Linked DNA regions of Homo sapiens: all the other regions are linked to region 2. A link is a loop called in an ENCODE intact Hi-C map of the cell type or tissue named here. Cell type or tissue: PC-3. All regions are shown on one strand.

Evidence for each region. A loop is a pair of places that touch in the nucleus more often than their neighbours do. Peaks named below come from ENCODE experiments on the same cell type or tissue, not always from the same donor. Only the 100,000 strongest peaks of a DNase experiment are listed, where the experiment ranks them.
Region 1: it touches region 2 in a loop (5-fold over the local background); 2 of 110 quality-filtered maps call a loop at or near these places.
Region 3: it touches region 2 in a loop (7-fold over the local background); 3 of 110 quality-filtered maps call a loop at or near these places.

The regions. Positions count from the first base shown.
Region 1 is chr7:17,766,208-17,774,207 of GRCh38, reverse strand. No RefSeq gene overlaps it. Among named protein-coding and RNA genes, the nearest start is that of SNX13, 170 kb to the left of the region's middle. In PC-3, a CTCF peak has its summit at 4,177 (motif pointing left); DNase peaks (open chromatin) are centred at 777 and 4,177.
Region 2 is chr7:18,173,537-18,181,536 of GRCh38, reverse strand. It overlaps a transcript of HDAC9 not described here. Among named protein-coding and RNA genes, the nearest start is that of MIR1302-6, 50 kb to the right of the region's middle. RefSeq lists enhancers at 3,107-3,216, 3,881-4,025, 6,336-6,425, 6,446-6,595 and a cis regulatory region at 3,945-3,962. In PC-3, no CTCF peak of the experiment used is centred here; DNase peaks (open chromatin) are centred at 2,236, 3,076, 3,596 and 3,926; H3K4me3 peaks cover 2,461 bases; H3K27ac peaks cover 4,715 bases.
Region 3 is chr7:18,316,569-18,324,568 of GRCh38, reverse strand. It overlaps a transcript of HDAC9 not described here. Among named protein-coding and RNA genes, the nearest start is that of HDAC9, 180 kb to the left of the region's middle. In PC-3, CTCF peaks have their summits at 3,195 and 3,394; a DNase peak (open chromatin) is centred at 3,408.

The DNA of each region.
Region 1 (8,000 bases), 410 kb after region 2:
CTTGGAAAGAAATTCAGATGACTTCTAATATTTATCAGAGATGAAACTATTGATTCATACCTTTAAGGATGATACGTTCAGAATGCTAATTTCAAGAAGAAATAACAGTTGCAAAGTTGTTTTATCTCAATGTTTTACTAGAAGGAAGACCTACGTAAGTTTGTCCCAAGACTAAGGCAAATCTAGAGGACTGATGCCACAGGCTGGCCAGGTACCACTGGCATGAGGGACTGAGAAACTTGGGATGGAATGCACTGTATTGGAAGAGGGTTAAAGAATGGTAGGTCAGGAAGGAAGGGGTGGGATGTCTATCACTCATTTAGATGGTCCTCAAGTCCTGTTTCTGCTATGAGTCTGAAAGTAAAGAGTATAATGAAAGATAAGATCGAAAATGAATAAATCTAGGACATTGAGAGCACAAGGTGTCAGGAGCTTGGCATGGAACTTAGGGCTTTACAATCTGGGCACAGAAATGTGAGAGTGAGGGCCTTAGCAGCCATGGTGGTACCTTTACAGGCATTAATCAGCACAAAACTGAGCAGATGAGAGTTAAAAAAAAAAAAAAAAAAAAAAAGGCTGAAACCTAAAGAGTAGTCAAGAAGACCGGGCTAAGGGACACAGGCGATGTCTTCTGGAACAATTTAGGGAGAATTTAAGGCACCTGTAGGTCTCCCAGGATGGATGAACAAGGGAGAGAACCGGTCATTCGTGGCTATATTGCAACCCAGTGTTTATCTACAGGCTGTGCTGACAAAGCTTATTGTGCAATGGGGTTGTGTGGCTGCTCTCTTTAGAACTGCTGCCCCTTTGGTCTCCTATTTAGAATTTATGAATCATCTAGTACAAGAGAGTTACTTCAGACTATGACAAACCAATCAGTGCTATTGTGGTGAAAGTTTCTAGCTTCCTTAAGTCTTTCTAATAAGCTAAGGCTCATTAACAGATAATCCTCTGGCAATAAATTGGAAAATAACAATAAAAGGACAGTTGTTTTATACTGTTCAGCTAGTTCTTGAAGAGATTGGTTTCTAAAATACACAGTCTTTAAAACTGTCCACAGAGTAGGATAGTTAAGCTTTTGAGATTGTTGGAGAACAGAGCCTGCTATTCTCTTGGAATATCTTTCATCAGCAGGTGCTGTTTCTTTTTCTTTTCAAGACATTAAAAGATCAAAGAAGTATGAAATGTGCCCTAAGGCAGCTGAGCTGCTAATCATACACATAAAAATGAAACTGTGATGGGGGTTGTGAACAAACGCCTTTTGGCACCTGCTTTTGTCATCTTGGTTTGTTTTTCTTCCCACAGCATTTTACACCTCCTAATTTAATTTGTGTCGGGGGGGGCCCCCCTTCTTCCAGCTGTTCAGACCTAGAGGGCACAAACACACTTTCCAGCTGTGGTTATTGCAGCTTAACATGGAGCAGGGATTGAGCCAAGAGCACTGGCCAAATCATATTCAGGCCTTGAGGTCTAGCGCTCACACCGCCTTATCCACTGTGAGCTGCTAACTTGAGACTGTGAGTCTGATAGGGAGTCTGCAAAGTTCAAACACTGTCAGGAAGTTTATCCTATTCAAACAGTGCTTTCAAGGGGACTTAGAGGGACATTGGCTCAGAGTGGCCCATGTAGGAGCTTTGCAATATGAAAAGGAATTTTGGTTGGAGTAGCTCCTGTGACATTCTCGCCATACTCCATTGAATTTGTGCCAGTCCACCTCTCCATTCTCAGGAGAGTCAAGCTGCTGTTTTGATATGCTTTCTAGGGAATATAGGCAGATCCTGGGTGCCAACAGCAGGCACACACACCAAGCTAGGAGTATGAAAAATTAGAAAGTTTGCTTTTGGTTCTGCACTTTAACACAATGGCAATAATATGAACAGACAGTGGTAGTATGCTTTCTCTTTGGACCACAGACAATGGGAATTTAACCTTAATCCTCAGTCCTGCTGCTTTCCAAAGGAAGATGAAAGGTAGTTGCAGAGTTGAGCAGACAGAATGATACGAATTTGAAAATCTCAGCAGGTGTGGGGCTCAGTGCGCTATCCTCAGGGACAGTGCTTCTCTAGATCTGTTTTCTGCTGAAGCCATCACTGTAAAACTACTGTTCATTATTTCTGTAACTTCCCCAGGACGATAAGGGATGTCAGCAATAACATGGTACATTAAACAGACCATAAATTTATCTCCAGGACTAAAATAATACTTGAGTGCAAAAATAAATGGATCTGGCTGCCTCATAAACTAAAAACTTAGTACCCAAAGGGACAAAATAAGCCCAGAAATAATTCAAAATACATAAGAAAATTCACTTCATGATAGAAGGACATCTGAAATTAGTGGGGCAAAGAGGGCAATTTAATAATGGATGTTGCGACAAATAATGAGCTTGTTCATACCTTACCTGTGTATCACAGTAAACTTAAAATACATTAAAAATCACACATTTAGAAAGAAATCCTGAAAGCACCAGAAGAAAGTATTAGGATAATTACTTTTTATCCTTGAAGTGGAGAAGGTCTAATGATGACTCAAAATCCAAAAACCATGAAATAAATAACGCAAGTACATAAAATTAAAGATAACTTTTGCATAGTAAATTATACCATAAGTACCTAAAAAGTTAAATGAAAAATTGGGAAAATTTTTTAACTCATGTAACAAAGACTAAATTCCTAATACATACAGATCCAAAATTCAATTTGAAAAAAGATTTATTTTAAACATAAAGTCAGCATATTATACACATTCTGACCCTTGCCTTTCAGCTCAGTGAAAGCTTCTTAGTTTTTCACAGCTGCGTTTCATTGGGGGAATCATAATTTCTTTAACCATTCCCCTAGTGATGAATATATGAGTTTGTTTTTCCAAATCTTCTGCCATTAAATCATTTTTCAAAAAGAAGAATTATAATGTTCAAAAGCTTAGACTCTGAAATCTGGTTGCCTGTGGGTTCGAGTTTTGGCTCTGTCAATTTCAAGCTACTTAACCTTGGGCAAGTCTTAACCTGTCTGTTTCCTCATTTGTATAAGAGATTTGAAGTTAATAGAATCAACAACAGGAGACAGTTGTGAGGATTCAGGGTGCTAATATGTAGGTAAAGGACTTAGACTAGTACCTGGAGCACAGTAAGTCCTCTGAAAGTGTTAGCTGTTATTACCACTATGTGCCAAATGGTAGAAATTGGACTAACTTTATAAACTTCTGCTTTTATAATGTTTAGGACTCATGGTAAGAGAGGCAGAACTTAAAGGGCAGATGCTGTCTCTTAATGGCAAAAAGGGAAGTCCAATGGTGAGGCAATAACTGTTTCTTGCTGTTTAATGAACAGCTGCTTAAAAATGCAGCATGTCAGTCACCAGCGTAGACATCAGTAAATGAAAGGAGTGGCTTTGAAACGTGAATTTTATTAAGTATAGCAGGAGATTCTGCTGCAGATAGACCCAGAAGACATTTTGAGAAAATAATACTATCCCCTGGGTGAACGATACTCAAACTGTAACTATAGTGCCTTAGAGAAATTGATCAGGTTCAAGCTTCATGGACGTTAAGCCATAGTTTAGATATTTAAAAACATCATAGACCAGCCCAGGGAAGAAAATTTCAATGAAGTATCAGAATGTATGATGTTAACTTTATCAAGTCATTATTACTTCATAACTACCTTCTGGGTATGTTGCTTGTTAGTGTTTTGCATTCTAATTTATACTGTAGGTCCTGAGGTCTGGAAGCTTGATTTCTAGTTTGTCCCCTAAGTCCAGGACATATTCTCTTAACACATTTTGTTAAACACATTTTAATGCTCTCTAAACACATTTTTACGTCATTTAGAGCTACTAAAGATAGAGGGAAGTTCTAATGCTTGCTTCAAGATTTTTTGTAGCCCTGTGAGATCGAGATTGGTGGTATAAAAGAAATAGTACAAGCTTTATAGTCAGTCAAATCCCAGCCCATCAATTACTAAACTGGGAAATGTTGGGAAAGTTATTAAACTTAGAAAATCAGTTTCCTCTTTTATATCATGGTGGTAATACTGTACTCTATTCCCACAGTTATTCTAGAGAATAGAGATAATGCCCATAAAGAGGAAGCCACGCAGCAGGTTTTCAATGAATGGCAGTATTATTTGATTAAAGCTGTCTTTTCTAGGGACTTCTCTTCTTGTTGTCTGATGCCCCCTCCTGGACAGTCCAGAACCTGAGCTGAGCAACTGTCAACATCACTTGCTTGAAACTAAAGGTCATGAGGTATGCAGAAGCAGTGTTTTAGGAAGAGTCTGAAATCAAAGCCAGAGCCAGTCCAACCAAGGGGCAAATCCAGAGGGTATGGTAGAGGTGGAAACCAGAGAAATTAGATGAGGGTGGAGGTGGAAGCCTGGAGGAATTGTCTGAATGACAATATAAGATATTACTTCCCACTGATAGTTACATGCCCAGAATTTACATACATTATCCCAGTTAATCTTCACCAAAATCTCATAGGACAGTGGTCCCCAACCTTTTTGGCACCAGTGACTGTTTACGTGGAAGACAACTTTTCCACAAATGGCTGCGAGTGGGATGGTTTTGAGATGAAAGTGTTCCACCTCTGATCATTGGGCATTAGTCAGACTCTCATAAGGAGCACAACCTAGATCCCTCACATGCACAGTTCACAACAGGATTCATGCTCCTATGAGAATCTAATGCCACTGCTAATCTTACAGAATGCGAGGCCAGGTGCGGTGGCTCACACCTGTAATCCCAGCACTTTGGGAGGCCGAGGTGGGCGGATCACCTGAGGCCAGGACTTTGAGACCAGCCTGACCAACATGGCGAAACCCTGTCTCTACTAAAAATATGAAAATTAGCCCGGTGTGGTGGCGTGCGCCTGTAATCCCAGCTACTTGGCAGCCTGAGGCATGAGAATCACTTGAACCTGGGAGGCAGAGGTTGCAGTGAGCCAAGATCGCACCACTGCAGTCCAGCCTGGGCAACACAGTGAGACTTTGTTTCAAAAAACAAAACAAACAAACAAACAAACAGAAAGTGGAGTTCAGGTGATAATGCTTGCTCACCCACTGCTCACCTCCTGCTGCACAGCCTGGTTCCTAACAGGCCACAGACCAGTACCGTTGATGGCCCAGGGATTGGGGGCCCCTGCTGTAAAACATAGGAGTAAATATTAATAAATTTTGATTAAGCAATAGCTTCTTACATGTGACACCAAAAACACAAAGAACCAAAGAAAAAAATAGATACATTAGACTTTATCAAAATTAAAATTAAAAATTTTGTGTTTCAAAGAGCACTATCTAGAAAGTGAAAAAACAACCCACAGGGAGAAAATATTTGTAGATTATATATCCGTTAAGAGACTTGTAACCAGAATTTCTAAATATATATATATATAAAGACTGTATAAAGAACTCTTACAACCTAATAATAAAAAGGCAAACTATTTAATTAAAAGATGGACAAAGGATCTGAATAAACATTCCTCCAAATAAGATTTACAAATAGCGTGTGAAAAAGAAGTTCAACATCATTAGTCATTAGGGAAATAAAAACCAAAGCCACAATGAGTTAGTACCTCATATTCACTAGAATGACATTAATAAAAAAGATAAAGACATGGAGAAATACAAAACTGATGGGAATGTAAAATGGTGCAGCCCCTTTAAAAAACAGTGTGGCAGCTCTTCAAAATGTTTAGCATCGAGCTACCATAATACCCAGCAGTCATGCCCAGATTTATACGCAAGGGAAATGAAAACATATATCCACACAAATTCTTGTACACGAATGTTTATAGCAGCACTATTAATAACAACCCGAAGATGGAGGCAACACAAATATCCATCAATGAATGTATAAATAAAATGTATTTATACAATGGAATTTTATTTGGTTGTAACAAGGAAAAAGTTTTAATACAGTCTACAATATGGATAGAACTTGAAAATACTATGCTAAGTGAAAGAAACTAGTCACAAAAGGCCACATAATGTATAATTTCATTTATATGAAATGACCCAACAGGGAAATTCCATGGAAACACAAAGTAGATTAGTGTTTACCAGGGGCTGCGGGAAGGAAGAGAGCTGGGGAGTGACTGCTAATGGATATGTAGTTCCTTTCTGGGGTGATGAAAACATTCTAGAATTAAATAGTGGGGATGGTTGCATAATTTTATGAATATACAGACATACCTCATTTTATTGTACTTCTTCACAAACTGAAAGTTTCTGGCAATCCTGTGTCAAGCAAGTCTTAATCATTGGCATCCTCCAATGAAATATACCTGCTTTGTGTCTCTGATTCACCTTTTGGTAATTCTTTTTAATATGTCAAACTTTTATTATAATTTTTAAATTTTATTTTAAATTTTATTTTTCCATAAGTTACTGGGGTACAGGTAGTATTTGGTTACATGAGTAAGTTCTTTAATGGTGATTTGTGAGATTTTGGTGCACCCATCACCCAAGAAGTATACACTGCACCATATTTATAATCTTTTATCCCTCGCCCCCCTCCCACCCTTCCCCCCAAGTCCCCAAAGTCCATTGTATCACTCTTATGCCTCTGCATCCTCATAGCTTAGCTCCCACATATCAGTGAGAACATACGATGTTTGGTTTCCATTCCTGAGTTACATCACTTAGAATAATAATCTCCAAGGCCAGGCGTGGTGGCTCACGCCTGTAATCCCAGCACTTTGGGAGGCCAAAGTGGGCGGATCACCTGAGGTCAGGAGTTCTAGACCAGCCTGGTCAACATGGTGAAACCCCACTTCTACTAAAAATACAAAAATCAGCCAGGTGTGGTGGTGGGCATCTGTAATCCCAGCTACTTGGGAGGCTGAGGCAGGAGAATCACTTGAATCCGGGAGGCAGAGGTTGTGGTGAGCCAAGACCACACCATTGCACTCCAGTCTGGGAAACAAGAGTGAAACTCTGTCTCAAAAAAAAAAAAAAAATAATAATAATAATAATAATAGTCTCCAATCTCATCTAGGTCACTGCAAATGCTGTTAATTAATTCCTTTTTATGGCTGTGTAGTATTCAATTGTATATATGTACCACAGTTTCTTTATCTACTCATTGATTGATGGGCATTTGGGTTGGTTCCACGATTTTGCAATTGTAACTTGTGCTGCTATAAACATTCATATGCAAGTATCTTTTTTGAATAATGACTTCTTTTCACCCAGTAGTGGGATTGCTGGGTCAAATGGTAGTTCTACTTTTAGTTATTTAAGGAACCTCCACACTGTTTTCCTTAGTGCCTGTACTAGTTTACATTCCTACCAGCAATGTGGAAGTGTTCCCTGTTCACTGCATCCGCACTAACATCTACTGTTTTTTGATTTTTTGATTATGGACGTTCTTGCAGGAGTGAGGTGGTATCACATAGTTGTTTTGATTGGCATTTCCCTGATCATTAGTGATGCTGAGCATTTTTTTGTATGTTTGTTGGCCATTTGTATATCTTCTTTTGAGAATCGTCTATTCATGTCCTTAGCCTACTTTTTGATGGGATCTTTTGTTTTTTTCTTACTGATTTGTTTGAGTTCATTGTAGATTCTGGGTATTAGTCCTTTGTCAGATGTATAGATTGTGAAGATTTTCTCCTACTCTGTGGGTTGTCTGTTTACTCTGCTGACTGTTCCTTTTGCCATGCAAAAGCTCTTTAATTATGTCCCAGCTGTTTATCTTTGTTTTTATTGCATTTGCTTCTGGGTTATTGGTCATGAAATCCGTGCCTAAGCGAATGTCTAATAGGGTTTTTTCCAGTGTTATATTCTAGAATTTTTATAGTTTCAGGTCTTAGGTTTAAGTCCTTAATCTATCTTGAGTTGATTTTTGTATAAGGTGAGAGATGAGGATCCAGTTTCATTCTCCTACATGTGGCTAGCCAATTATCCCAGCACCATTTGTTGAAAAGGGTGTCCTTTTCCCACTTTATGTTTTTGTTTGCTTTGTTGAAGATCAGTTGGCTGTAAGTATTTGGGTTTATTTCTG
Region 2 (8,000 bases):
ACAGGCTACACTACACATAATCCTTGTAGTTACTGAAATGATTTACAAGTACTGAGGCATGCTGGTGGCTTGTGCTCCAGAACTGTGCAAAAGGAGACATACAAAGAATTAATCCAATAGTCTAAATTGTCTCTTTTACCTTTATTTTAGCATTTATTCTGTATGGTAATCTCACCAACAATATAATGAATTTACTAAAGGCATGATCAGTGGGTTATTCCTATTGCCTAGAACAGTGTCTGGCACATATTAGGCATGAAATAAAAGTTTGGTGAATGAACAAATGAATGAAATGAATAGCAATTACAAGCCAAGCCAGCATGACTTCAGATATTATTTCAGGCGTTTAGTAGCTGAATAACAACCTCCCAAAAGATACCCACATCCTTATCCCTAGAACTTGTGAATGTTACCTCTTAGGGAAAAAAAAGGACTTCCCAGACATGCTTAAAGGTTCTGAGATGGGGAGATTATCTCAGATTATCCAGGTGGTCCCAAAATACAATCACACATATGCATATAAGAGTGAAGGAGGAGGAGATTTGACACACACGCAAAAGAAGGCAATGTGACCCCAAAGGCAAAGACTGGAGTGATACAGTCACAAACCAAAGAATGCCAGCAGCCACCAGATGCTAGAAGAGATAAGAAACAGATTGTCCCCTGGAGTCTTTGTGGGGAGCAAGGTCCTACTGACACCTTCATTTCAGCCCAGTGAAACTGATTTTGGACTTCTGGCTTCTGGAACTGTGAGAAAATACATTTCCTTTGTTTTAGGCCACCAAGTTTGTGGTAATTTGTTACAGCAGCCACAGGAAACTAATACAAGATAGAAAACTGATATCCAGAGAGATAAAGTAACTTGTTCTCAAAGGCCCAAAGTTAGTTAGGGCAGATTGGGGTTTCCAACAGGTATTTCTTGGCTCCTTCTGGTATTCTTATTCTTTCCAATTTACTCTGCTACCTGCCACATGTTATACAGCCCATTGAGTTCTGACACTCTTTGATCTAATCTAGGTACCAAATACAACCTCTCATATGGCCGCAGGATGGAAATTGTAAAATGATCAATCTCTCATACTCATCAATCTTATCAGTGACTTAGCTGATTTGGAAAAAAAAAAGAAAAAAGAAAATCACTTGACAAAAATGACAAAACAAAGTTGCTAGCACAAGGTCCAGAAAGAAACACAGAGCAAACATTTTCAATGCACCATATATAATGAATTTACAGCAGCAAATGTCCATAGGTTAAGAATGTGGTGTGTGTGTGTGTGTGTGTGTGTGTGTGTGTGTGTGTGTGTGTGTGTATGTGTCTTGGGGAGGGTGCTCACAAGAAATGCTGGCATGACAAACAGTGTAAAAACACATCAAAAGATGAAGCAAGGCAACTAAGGCGCTCACTACTGGGGGTAGGATAAAGTAAGGAGCTGACATGTAATTTGAAAAGGATGGCATAATTCTATGTGCTCAAAAGTGAGCAAACCTAAAGACAGAGACAAATCTGGAAATTGTGACAGAGCTGGGAGATGATGGTTTTAGGCCTCAATCTCATCAGTGTGGAGAGGCTTATAGACATGAGATTTTTGTGACATTCAAAAAAGGATAGTTACAGGTCACGGTTGAGAGAAAAAAGCACATATTTATGTGTGATCATTCTAAATGAACATGTGATACTTTACTATCTCTTGTACAATTACATCTTTTATGATACCAACATAACAAATTCATGACATATTTTCCAAATGAGGAATCTGGGACAAAGGGAGATTTACTAAATAAAAGATAGATGACAGGTGTTTCCAGAGCTGCGTTTAAGTCCTTGGGCTTTTACTAAGAACTTCAAATATGCATTTGTATAATTTCTCATTAATAGATAAACAGATAAGGTAATAAAATATTCAAAGAAAAGACGTTTGGGTTTATTTAGACCCAATGAGTGTGAACACCATTTTTCCTTAGGAGAGGGAGGGTAGAGAATGGAAAGAAATATAAGAGAGGTAGAAGCAAAAAAAACAAAGCTTATTCATCCTTATATAGTGGTTAAGAACATAGAACCCCAACAGGATATAAACATTTCTTTAATGATCCTGCAGTAATAACAAGCAAAATAAACAGTCAAACCTTAACATGTCCCTCCTCCCTTAGGACCTCAGCTTTACCTTGTAGTTTAAGAATTAGTCACTCATTTGGACTGGGGCAAGTCCCTATGGATTCAGAGAGTTTGCAATCAACTAATGGGTTATGGCATTATTGTTAGTGGATGATACCCCACAGGAGGCTGGACTATTGCATCAGTCAGGGTAAAGACATACTTGCTATGTGTGTGACAAACAAAAGCCTACCCAAGGTGGTTCCTCAGAGAACTCTGAATGAAAGACATGCAGTGCTTGCTTGTTCCACATCTGTTATTTCCATAATCTTTAGAAAAATAAGCTTCCTGGGCAAATATGAAAGGAACTCCATTTGACCAGATACATTCCAAAGTAAGAGATCTTGTTCTCCATTAAATGCCATACCACAACACTGTCAAATAATGAAGCCAAAAACACATCTTTAATGGAGACACACAGAAAGTTTAAGATCCTAATTTAATCTTAATAAAGACTTCAACCATTATATTAAAATATTTATTAGTCTATCACTTTAAATAAGAGGAACTGAAAATGTATACAGATTGAAAAGTCACAAATTTTAAGCCGGATGTTTTCCTTTCTATGTATTTTACTGAAGGTCCTCAGAAACGTAGTATATTTAAAAGTTACTGCTAATTATACAGTATGCAAAACTGTATTACTTTTTAAAAGTATAAAGAATGTTGGATCAATGAATTCTAAACTAACTTAAAACAATTTCCTGCTCAACCACAATTAAAAATCATGTCACTCTTTCCACTATTCTTAACCACAATACATATTTGTTTTGGGAGAGAGGTGGTTTATAAGCATTGAAACAGGGAGAAGTTCAAGTTACTAAAAGGAAAGAGGGTGGTAGGTCTGCTTCTACCGCTGTGCTAGCTGAAGAAGAGCCAAACTTAGCAACTTCCCCACATTTAGAGAACTCAGTATGAAACCACAAGTCTTGCAAACAATGACTACCCTATTGCAATGTTTGTTGTTCAATGAATAGATAAGCCACCTTAGAAAGAGGGGGGCCGGGTGCAGTGGCTCACGCCTGTCATCCCAGCACTTTGGGAGCCCAAGGCATGCAGATTGCCTGAGGTCAGAAGTTCGAGACAAGTCTGGCCAACATAGTGAAACCCTGTCTCTACTAAAAATACAAAACAATTAGCCAGCATGGTGGCATGTGCCTGTAATCCCAGCTACTCGGGATGCTGAGGCAAGGGAATTGCTTGAACTAGGGAGGTGGAGGTTCCAGTAAGCCAAGATTGTGCCACTGCACTCCAGCCTGGGTGACAGAGCAAGACTCTGTCAAAGAGGAGAGGGGAGGGGAGGGGAGGTGGAGGAGGGAACGGGAGGGAAGGGGAGGTAGGGGGATGGAGGAAGTTCAGTGGATAGCACTAGAGGTGAAAAGAACCGAAAGTCAACAAATGAATAAGCAAAAAGAAAAGGGATATGATTCATGACACATATGAAACAGTTTGGTTTTGCTCAGGTATATTCAACTGCTTCCCTCCTCCCCAATTCCATGCCCCTAGCACCACTATAATCAGCCTCCTCACAAAGTGCCCTTTATTCTTCACTTATTTGGCTCCTTTTGTGTGCTGGGCAGTATATTACTTAACTAAGAGAGCAACCATAAATACAGCTGCCAACTGCTTCACTCTATATACACCCCACAAAATGTACTTAGATGTCCCTTGCCCTCAAAAAGCTAAGCCTATTAGAGAAGACAACCCCAGTACTAAGGTAAGTTCCAGAACTGAGAGAGGTAACAAATGTCAGCGTCACCCAGGAAGGCCTCACAGAAGAATGGAGTAGGAGCTGGGTGTTGAAGATAAGTAAACAGGACACTCCCAGTGGTGAGGAAGGGTCATTCAAAGGCCTCCAAGCAAGAAAACTGGACCTGGGGAAGGTAAGCAGCTCTACATGTTGAACAGAGTGGGGTTCATTGAGGAGAAAAATAAGATAAGCCTGAAAAGGGTACGGGTTCTTATATACCTTAAATAGATGTGATAGAGAGCCACTGACATTTCTTATACAGGGCAGTGACTATATCAGAGTTAGGCTGAGAAGAGATTAATCGCACCATAGACAACAGACTTGCTAATCAGGAAGCTCAGACACAGATCCATCCGTCTTCAAGCAACTTCACAGAATTTAAATGCAGGTACTAACAGGGTGTACCCAATTTCCCTTCATTTCCCTTCCTCCTCACGTATTTTATTTTCCATAACTTACTTATATAGACCCCAAATCTTTTCTGGACTTAGGCAGAATAAAAGAAAAAGAAAGAAAACTAAGAAAGGTAGGAAGGCAGATGGGTAGGCGGATTATCAGTTCTCCCAACAGAAGGGAAAATGACATACAATGTCTACTTTGACATACTTTATTGAAATTCAAAGACTCGATAGTGTACATTACCTAACTCAAGTTATGGTATGTATTATTTTTCCAATATCTATAGTTGGCTTCCTGCATTTTTCTGCTAATTTCTAGGTTCTTTCATTGACATACCACGACCTGTTAAAATCTTTCAATTTACTGTTTCACTTTAAACATAAAGCCAAAGTAAGATACATCCAACTCTTCTTTAATAAAAAAGGAAGCACAATAATACAGACAAAAGGATAAAAATGCATTAAAAAATAACATAAAAATTATCCAAACATGATGAAATAATCTGTACACCAAAGCCCTGTGACACACAGTTTACCTGTATAACAAATCTGCACATGTACCTCTGAACTGAAAATAAATTTTTTAAAAAATTACCCAAACAGAATTTTCATAGCTGTATACTTTCATTTTCTAAGAGTTTAAAAAAATCTCTAATTATAATAATTTTTCAATACACATAAAATGATAGGAGACAGGGCTTTTGGAAGATCTAGTTAACAGTCACTGGGTTAATAACTTATTTTACAGACAGTATACCCTAAACAATAGTAACATATCCCAAAATTTACATGTCCATGAACCACCAAGCAAATATTTGGAATTCCAGTGACAAACCAAACAAGTAACTACAATGACTTGCAATATTTTTTTCCTTATCAGACAGAGATTTCAAAAACAGAGGTTCAAGATAACAGTCTGGCTTTTCCCATTTGTACGGCATTCCTGGATCTTCAGAAAGCACTGGAGATCTCAAGACCAGAAAAACACAGGGAAGGAAATCAAGCAGGCTTTCCAGTAACAGCAGACCGAAAAACTGTCACCAGCTTTTATTAAACATGTTTACATTCCTAGAGAGTCCAAAACTCATGACTAGTTTTTCTCATGAATAATGTCATTTTGACATTTCTTTCTGAAAAACAATTTCTTCTGAGAGTTAAAGATAAAAGGTGAGTGCTTGGTCATACACCACTATGATTATCTGCCCTCTCACAGAACTCACAGAATTCCAAAGAAGGCAGAATTACTAGGGCAAATTCCAGCTCCAAAGGAAAAATCCCCAGCTCACCCAGAACACTTTCCAGTGGAACTACATTACTGGTATGAAGAGAACATTTTCTTGGACATTAAGAGCCTGGGAGAAAAGGTTAATTATGCAATGATATGTGAGGAGCAACCATCTATCATAAGCAGCAAGAGCCTTATATAATCAAGTGCCAGGAAGTTATTCTAAAAAAAGGGGGGGGGGGGTTAAAAATAATTTTACAGATTACCTCAAAGCTTATCAATTTCCTATAAATCAATACAATATTTTTTAAAAGTTCACCAATAATATGGTCATGAGTCTTTCATTTGGATATTAAAGCAACTCCAAAGCAACACAAATCAACACATAGGCATGCATTATAAAACTATGGACTGGTCCGTTCCAAGATGGCCAAATAGGAACAGCTCCAGTCTGCAGCTCCCATCGTGATCAACACAGAAGACAGGAGATTTCTGCATTTCCAACTGAGATGCCTGGTTCACCTCACTGGGACTGGTTGGACAGAGGGTACAGCCCATGGAGGGTGAGCTGAAGCAGGGCAGGGCATCACCTCACCTGGGAAGTGCAAGGAGTTGGGGAATTCCCTTTCCTAGCCAAGGGAAGCCATGACAGATGGTACCTGGAAAAACGGGACACCACCCAACCAAATACTGCGTTTTTCCAATAGTCTTAGCAAATGGCACACCAAAAGATTATATCCCACTCCTGGCTTGGCAGGTCCCACACCCACAGAACCTTGCTCACTGCTAGCGTGGCAATCTGAGATGGACCTGCAAGGCAGCAGCCTGGCAGGGGGGAGGGGTGTCCGCCACTGCTGACGCTTGAGTAGATAAACAAAGTGCTCAGGAAGCTAGAATTAGGTGGAGCCCACCACAGCTCAGCAAGGCCCGCTGCCTCTGTAGACTCCACCTCTAGGGGCAGGGTATAGCTGAACAAAAAGCAATAGAAACTTCTGCAGACTTAAACGTCCCCTTCTGACAGGCCTGAAGAGAGCAGTAGTTCTCCCAGCATGGTGTTTGAGATTGGAGAACGGACAGACTGCCTCCTCAAGTGGGTCCCTGGCCGCCATGTAGCCTAACTGGGAGACATCTCCCAGCAGGGGCAGAATGACACCTCATACAGGCAGGTGCCCATCTGGGATGAAGTTTCCAGAGGAAGGATCAGGCAGCAATATTTGCTGTTCTGCAGCCTCCACTGGTGATACCCAGGCAAACGGCGTCTGGAGAGGACCTCCAGCAACCTCCAACAGACCTGCAGCTGAGGGTCCTGATTGTTAGAAGGAAAACTAACAAACAGAAAGGAATAGCATCAACATCAACAGAAAGGACATCTACACCAAAATCCCATCTGTAGGTCACCAACATCAAAGACCAAAGGTAGATAAAACCACAAAGATAGGGAGAAACCAGAGCAGAAAAGTTGAAAATTCTAAAATCCAGAGCACCTCTTCTCCTCCAAAGGATCGCAGCTCCTCGCCAGCAATGGAACAAAGCTGGACGGAGAATGACTTTGATGAGCTGACAGAAGCAGGCTTCAGAAGGTCAGTAATAACAAACTTCTCCAAGCTAAAGGAGGATGTTCGAACCCATCGCAAGGAAGCTAAAAACCATGAAAAAAGATTAGACAAATGGCTCACTAGAATAAACAGTGTAGAGAAGACCTTAAATGACCTGATGGAGCTGAAAACCATGGAATGAGAACTACATGACGCATGCACAAGCTTCAATAGCCGATTCGATCAAGTGGAAGAAAAGGTATCAGTGATTGAAGATCAAATTAATGAAATAAAGCAACAAGACAAATTTACAGAAAAAAAGAGTAAAAAGAAACAAACAAAGCCTCCAAGAAATATGGGACTATGCGAAAAGACCAAATCTACATCTGATTGGTGTACCTGAAAGTGATGGGGAGAATGGAAATGAGTTGGAAAACACTCTTCAGGATATTATCGAGGAGAACTTCCCCAAACTAACAAGACAGGCCAACATTCAAATTCAGGAAATACGGAGAACATCACAAAGATACTCCTCCTCGAGAAGAGCAAACCCAAGACACATAATTGTCAGATTCACCAAGGTTGAAACGAAGGAAAAACTGTTAAGGGCAGCCAGAAAGAAAGGTCAGATCACTCACGAAGGGAAGCCCATCAGACTAACAGCTGATCTCTCTACAGAAACCCTACAAGCCAGAAGAGAGTGGGGGCCAAAATTCAACATTCTTAAAGAAAAGAATTTTCAACCCAGAATTTCATATCCAGCCAAACTAAGTGAAGGAGAAATAAAATCCTTTACAGACAAGCAAATGCTGAGAGATTCTGTCACCACCTGGCCTACCTTACAAGAGCTCCTGAAGGAAGCACTAAACACGGAAAGGAAAAACCGGTACCAGCCACTGCAAAAACATGCCAAATTGTAAAGACCGTCAATGCTAGGAAG
Region 3 (8,000 bases), 140 kb before region 2:
TATACAGCACCCAAGAAAAACCGTAAGCCATTTAAAAGCTATTTCCTTTACTTTTCTTTGAGAGAAATGCCTAATTAGCTATTGTAGAAAGTTAACATTATGAAGTACCTACAATATGCCAAAGACAGTTGATAATTCTTACATCCCTATGAGACTGGTACTATGATTATCTCCATTTCAGAGACAGGAAAATTGAGACACTAAGAGGTGAAGTAATTTGCCAAGAAATTGAACCGGGGTTTGCCTAATTTGAAAGCTTCTTCTATAATCACATCAGCATGGTTCCTACTAGCATTTTGTAGCCATAATAAATGAGGTCATCTTGACTGCACTTTCTCTCCTCTCTCAGGGAAAGCCTTCCTCATCCTTCAAAGTCCAGAAAAATGCCACTTCTTTGACTCCCCTCCACTTTGTGTAGTTTTGGAGATATAGATTGAATGTCTATGTGCCCCCAGCATTCATATGTTGAAGCTTCATCCCCAGTGTGATTGTATTTGGACGTGGGGCTTTTGGAAGCTGATTGGGTAATGAGAGCTGAGACTTATGAATGAGGTTAGTGCTCTTATAAAAAAGATCCCATAGAACTCCCTCACCCCTTCAGTCATATGAGGACAAAGTGAAAAAAAAAAAAAACAAAACAACCATAAGCCAGGAAGCAGGTCCTTCCTAGGCTCTGAATCTGTCAGCACCTTGATCTTTGACTTCCCAAGCTCCACAACTGTGAGAATAACTGTATGTTGTTAAAGTCAAGTGGTCTATGGTGTTTTTGTTACAGCAGCCCAAACAGACTAAGACACCTGACTTTTCCTGAGATTCCCCAGCAATTTGTTCTTCTTGGTACTCACCAAAGACTATTACAGTTACCAGGGTGGGTGTCCCTGGTCAGGTGTCAAAAGCTTAAGACTTGGAACTAGGTCTTATTCATTGTTGATCCCCAAAACTTAGGACATGGGAGCTTTTAAAAGATACAATGCCTCTAGGCTCCACTTCCAGGGATTCAAATTTGTTAAAGCCTAGACATCAGCATGTCTATAAAAATCCCCTGAGGATTCTAATGTGCCCCCAGGTGAGAAGCCCTGACTTTGGGCTTCATGAGAGATAGTGAGGACTGGAGCTTTCACTGTGGGTGAGGTGTGTATCCCTTTGAGAGGTGTGACTCTCCACTAAAGTGTTGAGAATAGTCTATATGGAAACAAAGGCCCAAGCCAAGAACTGGGCCAACAAGTCAGAGGCTACTGTAATAATCTGACAGAGAGAATAGAGCTTTGGACCAGGGAGGTAGCAATGGAGGTGGTGAGAAATAGTCGTGGGTCTAGATATATTTTCCCTAGTAGAGCCAATAAGAAAGAACTGGAAATCAGTGGATATGGAGTCTGGGAGACTGAACGGGTTCAAAGATAACTCCAAGGTTATGGGCCTGAGCATCTAGAAGAGTAGGTTTGCTACTTTCTAACATGAGGAGGCCTTAAGAAAGGATAAATAACACATAAACCTTTGATGCTATTCATTCCAGAAGTGGGCCAACCATCCTTGAGGTTGACATTATTTAAAATGGCATCCACCCTTTAGTAATGGAGTTCTTTTCCCTGTCATACTTTCTCCATCCTGACACCCTTCTCTAAACCAGGCACCTTTTCTTCCCCAAGCCAACTTCCCAGCCCTTCCCAGAATCCTCCTTTCCCCTCATGAATCCTTTCTCATTTCCCATATGCTTATTGGAGGTATTTTTCTCCCAAGGGGACATTATTCTTGCTTCTTTCTTCATCTTGAAACTAACTGTTATTTTTCTCTCTCCTACAGTGACCCCACACTTTGCCTTCAATCCTGTTCTCGAATGTCGGCTTACTATTATCCATGACTGTCTGCTTTCTTCTCCTGTGCACCTAACAAGAAAACCACCTTGGATGCCCCTGCCAATCGGCAATCAGCATGATCCTCACCAGCATACTGTAGAGGTGGAAACAAACAAAAAACATTCTGCGTCTGTCTATAGAATTAGATCCTTTCAATATGGAAATAATAATCTCTTGCTAAGTAGAAGATAAGGGACGCGGTATATCAAAATGATACGTTCCCATTAAGTAAGCCTTGAAAGTTATTCTCACTGACAAATCAAAGATGTATCTAACTATACTCTTGGAGGTAAAATGGATTCTGTGATATCTGATATGGTAATCCACAAAAATTAGTTACTCTGTGATAGCTTAGAACCATGACAGTTACACTCAATATCCCTTTCTCAACATCCAAAAATCTTTCTCTTATGCCCAAAGTTTGTGATTATGAAAAAGAAACAGGCCAAGTAATTCAAATTGTGATGCTCACATTCATATCCTAAAGTATGGGACTAGAAAAAATAATTTTCTGATTGTGCCCCAGCTTTACAGATGAACAGTGTTTAATGCTGCTAAATCGATAGTGAAGAAGGGATTACTTTAATACAGGCTTTACATGTAGATGATATTGTTCTAAATGTTATTGTCAGGAGATGGTTCAAATAAGAGAGAAAGGACCTGAGAAGGCCGAGTGACATGGGAGCTTTACATTTATTCCACTAGAAATCTCAAAGGCATTCTCACCTCAAAGAAGAGTAAAATAAATTTAACTAGTTTGAAATGTTAAATATCTCTCTAAAAATGAGGCGAATACATAATGGAAAGCAGAAATATTTCGATTTCTGCCCTACTTTTTATATAAATTCTAAATGAAATATTCAAAGCTACAAAAAAGTTACAGCTCTCCAATTTAAAAGAAGTGGATAACAACATTTATATGGTTCTATTGTGCACCAGGGCGCGTCTCATCTGGGGCACACTATACAATTTGATTGGAACTTGGCTTAGTTCAGGAAAGAGAAGAAAAGCTAATAAGGCAATTATTCATGTGCTACCTAAAATCAGACAGGAATTTGAACCTTCTTCAAAAAGGCACAGTATATAAAGGAACAGTCTTTCCAAACCTCACCAATATGTACAATTTCTGAACTAAACCACTTTCCCATGTAATTTTCTTATTCCTGTAATTCCACAATAACACAAACATTTTTTTAAAAAGCATATAAAATGATTCTGTGGTTAAAATGGAGTATCTTCAGCAACATAAAGGCATATCACCTATTTAGAATGGCCTGTTATTGAGTTTATGACCATTCTCTAGCTCACCTTTTTCCTTTCTCTTGTGTGGTACATGGAATATGGTAAGTATTAAAAACACATGTGAAACAAGTAGGGAGATGAATAAGGTAGATGAACTAATGATGAATGGATAGGATGGAAAGAGTATGAAGGTTCTGAAGGTCTGGAGTTAACCAGGGAGGAGAGAGAATAATATGTAAGGGAAGAGATAGAAAAAGTAGTTGTAAATACTAAGAACAATTTCCATCTCCTCCACTAGGTGGACTCAAGCCAGATCTGACTTGAGTAGGGAAATTTCTGACACATCTATAGAACTTGCCTTACATATGTTAGAGTCCTTAGGCCTTGAGGTGTGGATAGAGGAACCTATTTGGTCAAGTTCTATGAAAATACGTAGCCTACAAAAATGGCGATTGCATATGTTCAACCTAAGACAAATATTTTTATTCTCAATACTAGTTATTTCCTTAATTATCTCTCTCTTCTCTCTTCCTCTAAACCATGACTTAGATAAATGTGCTGGAAAGTGGACAATTGGAAAGTTCTCCTAAAAAGTTTATGGGACTGCTTGAGGTCACACAGCTGGCCACAGGCAGAGCAGGGGCCAAGCAAATAGGGTCTACCCCCGGCCCAGTGCTCTTTCCACAACACTATTGTGACAACTGGGGTGGGGGGTGTCCAAGGAGAGAAACAAAGTGGGAGGAAATGTCAGACTTATCTGCTCACTCAGAAATTCACTAAAGGACATAATTATATCTACCAAAATAGAGATCCCTTCCTCCTCATATACCAGAGCACAATGAAGGAATAAAAAATGAGTCAGCAGAAAGAATGACAGGTCCTTCAAGTTCCATGAGCTAACAGCACTTTTAAAGAGTAAATCCCAAGTTTGCCAAATTCAAGAGTCCTCTGCTGGTGATTAGTTAACGTGATTGACAATAAGGGATACTCTGAAGAGCCACCGATCCTGCAGCAACACATCTTTCAAGGTTGGACAGGAGAGCCGGTACAAAGGATTTTATTCCCTCAGTCATTATTACTGTCCTGAAAAATAAGAGCTTGTACTATTCACAGCAAGCTCCTCCATTAGCTGGAAGTTAAAGACAGATTTCGAAGCCTTGTGGAGGTGTCACCACTGGATTTAATGAGAAATCAACCACAGAGTACAGGAAGGGAGAAAAATACAGTACAATCAAGTATCTGATCAACCCAAATTAATCTCATAAGCAGATAAAAGGAAGTTAATAGGCTGCTACTGCAAGCATCCTTGATGATCACTGGGCCCCTCAGTGTGGTTGAATGTCCTCAAGACATTTCATCCACGGATTTGCTGATGAGCCTGTTAAAAGTCAGGCTGCCTATAGTGACTAGCAGGTGCTGAAGTAAGTTGGACTAGAGAGTGAAAAAAAATCTTTAGTTCCCACCACCCCTTGTGAATTGTTAAGGTTAACATTTGGACCTGAAAATTGGTCATCAACAACAACAAAAACCTGCTAGAGTAACTAAAATAGATTCTATATGTGAAAAAGAAAATTACTTTTCTCACTCAGTTTGTGCTCCAAGAAAAAAAAAATCAAAATACTGGATGAATGTTGTGATTGCCTGCCATTAATGGCAAAGCTGTTATTTTAAACAACTGCAAAGAAACTTTCAAAAGCCTTCAATAATTTCAATAATATTTAAGCCTAGCTGTAGATGACAAATACATAAGTTGGATGGCTAAAAATTTTTTTGAGGAACACAACAGAAGTGCCTCTTAAATTTAGCCTTTTTTATGTTTTTGTCAGAGCTAAATTACAAGCAATATATTGGTGAGTTTTAAAAGTCAAAAAAGAAAGTAAATTTAGCACAGAGTTTACAATGGCAATTTCTCATTCCAATAATGATGGGGAACTCATAAAATTTAGGCTTTGCAAGAATAGCAGATTTGTTTGACTTATTTTTAAATTTATAGGCGTCAACAAATAACATAGTTTCCAAATATTTGATCTGATTTTTAAAATCTGGCTGGGAATCTGCAAGTTTCCATTTTATTGGTTGCTAGATGAGCTTTTATTTGTAGATACATTGTGCCTAATTTTAAACTGCATTTTGGCTTTATAGTTTATGTTTAAATGCATAAACACAAAAAGAAGGAGATAACTAAAAGATACTTAAGATCTGAAAGGCGATTTTGAAAGTTTTACTGAACCCCAAACAAATCTTCACCAGCAACAGAAACTACTCTAGTTAGTATGAATAAAAAGAAAATACCAGAAAATAAATACCACGAAGTGTTTTTGTTTCAACCATCATGGCGTTTTTAAGATTATCAGCTCAGAACTGTAAAAGCAATCAACAATTACGGTAAATGCTACTACGCTAACAAACATTTAACGTTTGTTTGTATCAGTGCTTGTCACACTACAGGTTACAGAGGAATCCCCCGGAAATGCAGATTCTGACTGAGGAGGTCTGGAATGGGCCTGAGATACTGCATTTCTTGGATCTATCTGCTGTGATACAAATACTGCTGATCCCAGGGCGAGACTTTGAGGAGCAAAAGTCTGTAATGTACTAAGCACTATACTAGTCGTTATGTTTTTACATTTAACCTCCACCACCCTATGATATAGGGAGTATTATCCCCCCTTATCACATAAAGAAACAGAGGAAAAGAGGTATTTCACATAATTCTGTGACAGACCCAAAGTATGAACCCAGGTCTCTTTGAAGCCAAAGCACAGACCTTCTCTGTAATAGTTTACTGCCTTCGTCTCTCAAGAAAAGAATTGATCATCATCAGTAGTTAATGCTACTTACTAGCAACTTGCTAATTCATGATGAATTGATTCAAATCAACAATAGAACAGTTTAAAAATCCAGATGCTGAGGCCCCACTCCACTTTACTTCTTTTTCCATGAATGCAGTAGGAATTGTCAGTTCTAAATATTTTCACCATCTCCACAGGTGACTCCAGGTATCACTGAAGTTATTCATTAGTTATTGCTGTCTGTAGTTATCGTTGAAACAAATGCCATCTGCATTCCATTTGTTATTGAAAACAGTAAGTGTGAGGTGTGGTTGCTGATCAAGCTGATCACCAAGATGGAAAGGATTTCATATTTTTTAAAAAGGCAGATGTTTATGTAGCATTTTTGTATTGAATTAAAACATACAAAATTTAATCTTTCTATTAATCCCTTGGCCTGAGCTACAGTCCTATTGTAATTCTCCCTTACTTCACGAAGGGCTCTGATCCAAGAGATGCTGGCGTATCTTGCAGCTGCAAGTAAAAAACCATCCCATTCTAACACCTCCCTAGGAGGCCAGGACACTGGGATGAACCAGGCTCTGATATAATTCTTTTCCTCTCTCTTTGATGCTGTTTTGATGGCAAGCACATGTCATCAAAAAATATATGATTAGTCAGAGCTCCTACAGGCAACCATTATCATATTTTCTGGAGTTTAAGTAGGGCAAGACTCTCTTCCCATTTCCACTCTTACCAACCATTTTAAAGAGCCTGTATACAGGCCATTTATGCAAGACAGAGCAATAAAATTTATGAAGAACTTTTGGCAACACGGATTTCTGTTAGACTACTAAGTATTTCTGTTAGACTACTTTGGTAACACAAAAGTAGTCTAACAGAAACAAAACACAAAGGATTGCCTTACACCATAGATTTACAGATTTTCCCCAAAGTAGAAAGTCCCATCCCCCGAAACAATTCCACAGGTGGCCAGAGGCTTTTCACTGCCTTGACACTACTTTAGGCAGCAGTTGATTTAGCAGTTATCAGAGAACACAGATATGGCACAAGCACGGCATGCCATCAGTAACAACTGGAGCCAGTTACTCAACTCACGTTTGGGAAATACATACGTGAGTCATAGGTTCTACTATTTTTGTCAACATTACAAGTGACGGGATATTCCTATACAGTTTTTCTTCCTATATTTTCAAAAGTCCGTTTTAAGATTCAAATTTATCAGACACAAGTCAAGCATACTTAATTTCAGCATTTTATTATTCAAAATATATTAAGAGCAACGCCCTCAAGATAATAAATTCACTTTTTAGAATAATCAGAGAGCCATGACTAATTATAGCTTTAGTCAAGAAAATCTGGCTGCTAGAAATAAACATATGATACAAAGTTACTCAATCACATCTTTCATTCATTACTACACTCATGAGTCTTTTAATATGGCTGAATTTTTATTTTAATTTAATTAATTTATTTATTTATTTTGAGACAGAGTCTCACTCTGTCACCCAGGCTGGAGTGCAGTGGCGCCATTTATTTATTTATTTATTTATTTATTTATTTATTTATTTATTTATTTATTTATTTTGAGACAGAGTCTGACTCTGTCGCCCAGGCTAGAATGCAGTGGCGCCATCTCGGCTCACTGCAAGCTCTGCCTCCCGGGTTCACGCCATTCTCCTGCCTCAGCCTGCCTATTAGCTGGGACTACAGGCGCCCGCCACCATTCCCAACTAATTTTTTTGTATTTTTAGTAGACACAGAGTTTCACTGTGTTAGCCAGGATGGTCTCGATCTCCTGACCTCGTGATCTGCCTGCCTCGGCCTCCCAAAGTGCTGGATTTATTTTCTTATTTTTTATTTTTGAGACAGAGGCTTGCTCTGTCACCCAGGCTGGAATACAATGGCACAATCTTGGCTCGCCACAACCTCCAACTCCTGGGCTCAAGCGATCCTCCTGCTTCAGCTTCCTGAGTAGCTGAGAATACACCACCTGAGTAGCTGGGTGTGCGCCATGACACCCAGCCAATTTTTTTTTTTTTTTTTTTGGAGAGATCTGGTTTCGCCATGTTGCCCAGGCTGGTCTCAGACTCCTGGGCTCAAGCAATCCATG